2 separate regions of the Homo sapiens genome follow, and region 1 is linked to region 2. Evidence: chromatin loops called from intact Hi-C (ENCODE). Cell type or tissue: Calu3. All regions are shown on one strand. Region 1 has its middle 9.1 kb from the start of COL9A1. Region 2 overlaps COL9A1 (collagen type IX alpha 1 chain).

Region 1 (4,000 bases), 91 kb before region 2:
TCCTAATGAAGACATCTTGCCTCTTTTCCCTTGACATTGACATCAGGGCACCTGGTGTTCTTTATGTCTTGATGGAATCTCTAAATAGAGAATCCGTTGTGGGCCAAAATAAGGGTTCTCCTAGAACTGTGTTGTTCTGTAATCAAAATCCAAATTTTCAGATTTTCCACTGTAGCAGATGAATTGTTGATTTAATTTTCAGTAGCAAAATATTAATATGAAAGGTAGGCTAATGTAAGAAAGTCATAAACATTTTTGGCATATTATTTGCTTACTAAATATTGTTTAATAACATGCATTTTCTCAACTTCTGGGTTGATGGCACGCAATATTTTCAAAAAAGCTAAGTTATGTTTGAAACGTAATTAATTACACTCCATGCATTTTCAAGCCTCTGAGCTTTTGTTCACATTATTCCAACTGCCTTGTAAAACTTTCTATCTTTTTTTGCCTGTAAAATAGGATTCATTCTTTAGGGTCAAGCTAAGGTTACTTCCTCTGTGAAACACTTTTGAATCCTTCTGGAGAGTATCAGTCATTTTGCCTTTCTGTCTCTAGAGTACTGTTTATGGTTCTACTTTCTTTTGGGGAGTCCTTTTAGGCCAAAGTGTGTTCCATAGTTTTGGGGTGTGTGGGTGTCCCGCCTACTTCCTTGAGGACAGAGAAGACATTATTTGGCTCTGAAAGTCTCCTTAGTAGCCAGCACTGTGCTTTAAATACGATGTTTGTTGAAGTTTGACTGCCTAGGAATATACAAAATGATTGACTGCGGTAGGTAATAAATGAAGCATGGGAGAGATTGTAATCAAGATCCCTAATGTGTGAGAATTTAGAAGCTGAGACAAATTTACATACGGATAGAACCTCAGGGAAATATAGAAAAAAATACCAGAAATACATAAAAAATTCACAAATGCTCTATAAATCGAGTCAATAATAAAGAGTTTATATAAAGTCCAGGACACTCACACAGGAATGATCACTCTCCATGAGATATTTTGTATGAGAGAATTTTAGCACTACTTTTTTGTAGCTTTTAGCAAAGCATTAGTAGGGTAAGCCCTTGGACAATTACAGCACCAAGTTGGTGATTAGTACAAGGGCAAGTCTTCTTAGTAAGTCTTGAAGTTTTCCAGCTTGAGAGTTTATGAAGAAAAGACAGTAATAGTGAACAATTAGATGCAGAGTGAAGCGGGGACTGTCCTTAAACACATGTATGTGTGTGCATGTGTGTGTGTGTGTGCATGTGCATGTATGCATACTCAGAATATGACAAATTATAGGAAGAACATCAGCTTTGATGTTAGAGAAACCAACGTTTGGTTTTGGCCTGCCATTTGGAATTTCCCTTAGCAAGTTATTTAACGTCTTTGAACCTTACTTGCCTCACCTGTAAAATAGCAAAAATAATGAATGATATACATAAAAAATATATATATTTTAAAAAGTATGAAGTATAGTTTCTGACATTTCCTCCTTACACTGCACTTCTAGAAAAAGTCCTGAGAGCCCTGGCGAGGCCCTTGGCCAGGACAGGCTGAAATAATATGAATCGTGATTCTGTTCCTCCTCTGTCACTATCCTGGTACTGCCTGTCTGCCTTTCCATCTCTGCTGCTCCACCCTGGACTGACCACTCTCTGGAATCACTATAAGTATGCTAATGCTAGAGCCTTTCAGTTTGTCGTGGCTCTAAGTCGAGTCTTTAAGAACAAAGGCTCTTTCTCACCTGCCCACATGTCAGTTGCTACTGCTATTCCTGGAGTTAGTCATGGTTTCAGAGATATTTGGATTTAAGAAACGATAGGAGGCAGGACTCTCCTGTGGTTGCCCTTTGGTGCCACTGGAATGTCTACACATGCCTTTGTGGTTTTGTGGTTAGGTGGTTGGCTTCAAATTTATAGTCCCACATGGCTTTGGGTGAGAAAAAGAATGTCTTTCAAAAACCAAGACCTGCTGGAAGAACCTCTCCCAGTTACTCAGTGTCTCTTTCTCTATAGTTGTTTTCTCTCTCAAGGTTACAGCAGTTAGAATTAAAAGCTATAATCTTGACTTCAAGGCAAAGTTCTTACATCTGGGTTTTGCTATCTTTTTATATGTGCTATATGATTGCATTTAAATTTTGTGAAAGCACGTGCATGAGTGTTTTAAGTAGTGTGCATTTAAGGAAGTTGTAAAACTGTGTAGAGTATGACCACAGCTTGTATGTAGAAAAGGGACTGGAAGAAAACATCTTAAAATGTTAATAGCGAGTTGTCTCTGGGTGGTGAGACTATGTTTTTTTCTCTTTCTTCTATTTCTGTATTTTCCACTTTTCCAAAATGTTCGTATATTACTTCTTTAACATTTAATTTTTGTGGGTATGTAATAGGTATATATATTTATGGGGTATATGAGATATTTTGATACATGCATACAATAAGTACTAATCATAGGGTAAATGGGGTATCCATAATTTCAAGCACTTATCCTTTGTGTTACAAACAATCCAGTTGTACTCTTTTAGTTATTTTAAAATGTGCAATTAAATTATTATTGACTATAGTCATCCTGTTTTATTACCAAATATATATCTTACTTTTAAATACAATACATGTTACCAAATACATATATTACTTTTCCATATAATATTTTAAAATGAAGAAACCAATTATATACATGTATACACACATTTATGTATATATACACATATGTATACATATACATATGTGTGGTGTGTATGTGTGTGTGTGTATATACATATATATATATATATGTATATACACATATGTCCCCAAAAGGGGACTAATCAGTAGGCATCGGTCCTCCTGTATGCAGTGTTTTGTAAATAGCTGTTTGACTGGTTCACCAGTGATTACTGGAGTTGCCTTTTATTTGTATCTGTTCAGGAGTCAGTCAGTAGATTTGTCACATATAACCATGAACTCATACAGGTCTCTTCACCTGTTTCTTCACCAGGAAAACAGGAGAGTCACATCTGTCCTGCTGGATTGTTGCGAGGTACAAATGAGACTGTGATGAGAAATGTTCTTGAAAAACCATATAGTATTATGAGAGGGAAAGTATTATTGATGAGAAGAGCTTGAAGGACTTATCAAGGGCAGTATTACAGGAGGAAGAATCATAAAAGTGTAGCAAACAGACAAAGATGTGCATATGGAAGGGAGAAGGGGGCTTTCAATTGATTTACCTTGCTATCTATAATGGGTTTTTTGAGTAGTTGTATATTGTCTAGGATAGTTTTTAGTATTTAGCACAGCCACACTCTTCTAAGATCTAAATGAACCACCATTTACTGGACAGATTGGGGTTGAATCAAAGAAGAAAGCAGAGGAGAGTGAGTTATAAGAAAAATTGTAGCTAAAATTTATTGAGTGCCAGGTACTGTTTTTGGCTCTAGTTTGATCCTTATAGTATACCTATAAGGTAAGTGCTTTCATTACTCATTTTTACAGATAAATAAGATGAGTCAGAAAGGTTAATTACCTCTCCATGGTCTCCCAGCTAGAAAGTGGTAGAGCTGAGATTTGAACCTAAGCAATCTGGTTCCAGAGCCCACATTCTTAACCTTGAGTTTGGCTCTGTTTAGTTATAAGGCTGAAATTGGTGGTGGTTAGTGAGGTCAGAGTGGATGGCTCATCTATGAAGGCAGAGTTAATTTTAATCTTTCGTTTAGTGTCTTTCTCCTTCAGTAGGCTCTCATGAACCTCAGGGTGCATTGTATTTGCACATTTTTTTGAGAGGAACCCTAAAAAGAAGTCAATTACAATACTTCAATTTATACATATGGAAAATAACCAAGAATGAAATATTTTCTTAAAATCAAAGTTATCTACTTGAAGACTGGAAATCAAATTCGTCTTTGATGCCTTAGCTTAGGTTTCAAATTTCAGGATTATACTGCCACCTAGTGCAGAGAAAACATTTTCCCAGCATGTGAAAGCTAGTAAATGCATATGAAACTTCATAGATGCAACCTAAAACAAGGTATATTTAAAGTT
Region 2 (4,000 bases):
ATGTGACTAGGAATGTGATTTCTGATCTCTCAAAAACATAATATTAATAGGACTTTAAGGCCTGATGAAACTTCAAAAGGATTCTGTGCAGTAATTTGTCTGGAACCGTCTAGATAAAAAAATTCTTTTCTTACCTAAAATAAAGAAACTGCAGAACAGCATAGTCTGCAACCTTCTTTGTTGTTCCTGTTGTTGGATTTGGGGCTCAAATCCTCCTGAATAAAAAAAAAAAAGATAGTTGGATCATTCTTTGTGCTAAGGCATTTAACATATTTTTAACGATGTAACTAATATCATCATTTTCTATCGGTTGTTAGAGTTCCTGTATTCTTTCTGGACAGTTTTAGTTCCCTGTCTCCCCTCTCCAATGCTGTATCTCTGTTTGTTCAGTGTTAAGTATTACATGCCCTGCAGGGACATAATGCTCATTGCTTGTTATGGAACACAGGTTATTATTATAACCTTTACATTGATGATCATTTTGGCTACAGTGCTTTGTTGTTTAAAAAGTACACATGCACAATCTAGTTTGTTTCTCACAGCCAGGAGTAGGCTGGGTGAATATTTAAGAAGTGCAGACATGGAGCCAGGCTGCCAGGGCTTATGCACTATTCTTTTACCTTGAAGTGCTTCAGTTTCCTCTTCAGTGAATGGGAATCACTATGCCTACCTTGTATTTAGAGCATATATGCACATGTTAATACATGTAAAGCTCTTGGAACAGTGCCTGGCATATGGCAAACAGACACTCTGACATTATTTAGTGAAATTTAACTGTTATTATTGTTGCTCCCTTTTTTTATAATATATTTGAGAAAATACAGACTCTTAAATTCATGTCCTGACAAAAGTCTGTCAGGTAATAACAAGACAGATATTCATGCTTCCTGAGTCTATGTTCCCAAAGTGGACAGAATGATTGGCTGGCTGTCTAATCATACGATTAGTTTTTCTTTGCAACCTAGACATGTGAATTGAGCATGTCCCATAATTGCTGAGTGTCTCGCTTCTTTCTCTGCCTCTCTTGCAGAGCTACGTGGATCACATTAGCAATCCCTGGAACTTTAGTCTCCCCCGCCTTCAGTTTTGTGCCACAGGTCAGCTAGTGTTATTGCTTGGTCGGTTGTCTCAAAGACTCTCTCTGCTGCCACCAAACTTGCCCATTGGGACTAGTTCCTCGTCACTCTGAGAATTTTAAAGGAACATATTTATTAATAATAAAGAGTCCTGACTTCCTCTTTGTGCACTCACTAGGGCAAAACATAAATTAAATGACAAATCATTTGAATGTGAACACTAGGAAGGTGACTTGTGAGCTAAGGTGCTTTTTGCCTCTTGGACATGGAAGTTGTAGCTGGCTTTGTGCTGGACTATGCTAGGTTATAAGAGTATTTGGTTTTCTTGTGCAAAGTCCACAGAAAGGTGAGCTTTGCTTGAGACTATTGAGTGGAAAAATACACACGCACACATTCAGTTCTGGGCTAAGTTTTTCAGTACCTAATTTTTCCATTTCCATTGCTGCAGCTGTTTTATTTGGTTGCTGGGCCTTACATAAACCAGTTTATAATTCCTTAAACATATACTGCTTTGTCAAATACCACAACATTAAGCTCAAGAAATATAAGAAACTCCTGGTACATACAAAAAGTCTACATAACCAGTGGATTAATTATGAAATACCCTATTTAATGTGAAAATTATTCACTTTTTTTGTTTTGACTGTATACACAGTCCCTTTTACGCCACAGCATGTATTAGGTGAGGGGCTGCCTCCAGAATGATCCAGCCGAGATGGGCTTCCATCAGTGTAACATGACTACCCTCTAGTGGTTTTATAGAGAATGACATAGCTATTCATTTGTTTAAAAAAAAAACGTTTAGCAATAATTTTAAATATTTTATTTTATTTTAATTGACATATAATAGTTATACATATTTATGGGATATGTAGTAATGTTTCAATAGAAATATTACATAATGACCAGATTAGGGTAATTAGTATATCCATCATCTCAAACATTTATCATTTCTTTGTATTGGGAATATTCAACATATTTATAGGTCCTTGACATTTCAGAAAACCATGTAATCATTAGGCAGTTAGTGTAAGTAATACACACATGAGGCAGGCAGAGCAGAATAACACTTTAGATGCATGTTTTCTCTTTCTGAAGAGTTACAAAGCAGTTGATAGATATTCATGAATGTAGCTGCTGGGCTAACCATTTATGCCCATTTTGTGAACCGTTATTATGAGTCAGCTTCACTTTTTGAGTGATGTGGACTGTGGACATAGTGTCACCCAACTGAGGCTCCCACATAGTTTAGAACATACATGAGAGCAAAGGCCCTGGGTCAGGGCTTTCCAGAGCCTGACAATCTGCTATGTTAAGGCTGTTTTTTTTTCTCTGGTATTTCTACAGGGCAAAACCTCAGAGAAATATCTTAGTTTCTTATGATCATTAGAGCTCTGCAAAAGTCAATACTGTGCTTTGTTTTTGTACCTCTGTCTACTTCCTGGTCAACTCAGGCCCAAGGAATTAAAAAAAATGACCACACACACACACACACACACACACACACCCTGCCACACCCCTCCACACCCTTCCACAGAGTTAAAAAAATCAATAGGTAGGAAAATACAGTTAGTGCAGTGGTTAAGGGTCCTCATTTCTGGCTATATGACTATGGACAATTATTTGACCTTCCTAACTCTCAGTTTATGCATGAGAAAAATGGGCTCAATAATGAGCATAGTGTATGCCCATGGAAAAGAGAAAGCATTCTCATTAAGCATTTGTGGTGATGATGATGATGATGATGATGATGATGACATCATCAAAAGCTCCAAAGGGTAAATTGCTGCATTTGCCAAAGGCAGAACTGGATGAGATGCATGCTTCATAAAATAAATCAAGGGTAGACAGGATGGCTTCATCGACTCTTCCTTCAGAGGATAAGCAGCAATTTGGAATAAACTCAGCAAGGTAAAAAAGAAAAAGAAAAACTTCTCCTGAAGTGTGTTGATGGGGAACCAAATGTGAAAATCTAAAAAGCTATCCTTCTGCTTTTTAATATTGTTAGTGTATTAGAGAATAAATTACTTAAAACTTAAGGTTTTTGGCTGGCTCTACAAATGTTGAAAAAAATTTGAATTAGTTGCTAACATTTAAACATTGGGAGATATTTATTTAAAGACTCAGCTTCCTGGCCTCTCTTGAAAATTATCAGAAGTTCTGGCAACACTGGCCTGTATTCCCCGATGACAGCTGTTAGCTGGAGAAGAGCTGCTGCCCGCATCCACTTTCCAGCTCACCACAGGCCTCACTCCTCCCTTTGGTCTCCCCAACACTTACGTGGAATATTAGTGGCCAAATTTCATTGCATTTGTACTTTACGTTTTCATCTGGTAAAAACAGTGGGGGAATTTCTTAATCCAGGCTTGTTTCTTTATAACATCAGGGATCAGCAAACTTTATTTGTGAAGGATCAGATTATTTGGCTATGGGCACCATATTGCAGCTATTTAACTCTGCCCTGGTACGCCAAAGCAGCCACAGACAATATGTAAACAAATGACCATGGTCGTGTTCTAATAAAACTACAAAAACAAGATTTAGCTCATGAGCTGAAGTTTGCCCACCCCTGATCTCAATGACCATCCCAGCCCCTGTGCTCATTTGGTTTTCTACCTCTTCTTTGGGCATTTCCTTCTCCTAAACTTGATTTGATTTTAAGGCACACCTGGTATGTCTCAGTGGGAACATTCCTAGTGATAAGGTGCATGAAAATCGGATTTAGATCTGGCTCATCTTTTAAACCTTAAAAAAATCAACTTCACCTTTAACTGCATCTGGTGTTAAGGATCTTAACAGGTGCTGCTAAGGGCATAGTTCTGCTACAGCTTTATCTATAGATGCTGTGGATTAGGGAGAAGCTTTCTCAGGGACCTCATCATTAAAAGAAAACACATAATGATCTGCTTCATACTTACTAGGTA

The links. Peaks named below come from ENCODE experiments on the same cell type or tissue, not always from the same donor. Only the 100,000 strongest peaks of a DNase experiment are listed, where the experiment ranks them.
Region 1: a loop joins it to region 2, with 5 times the contacts of the local background. A loop is called at or near these places in 16 of 110 quality-filtered maps.

What each region holds. Positions count from the first base shown.
Region 1 is chr6:70,310,171-70,314,170 of GRCh38, reverse strand. No RefSeq gene overlaps it. Among named protein-coding and RNA genes, the nearest start is that of COL9A1, 9.1 kb to the right of the region's middle. In Calu3, a CTCF peak has its summit at 3,900 (motif pointing left); DNase peaks (open chromatin) are centred at 1,830 and 3,920.
Region 2 is chr6:70,218,973-70,222,972 of GRCh38, reverse strand. All of the region lies in intron 37 of COL9A1 (collagen type IX alpha 1 chain), which reads left to right. Among named protein-coding and RNA genes, the nearest start is that of COL9A1, 82 kb to the left of the region's middle. In Calu3, a CTCF peak has its summit at 1,832 (motif pointing left); DNase peaks (open chromatin) are centred at 1,772 and 2,572.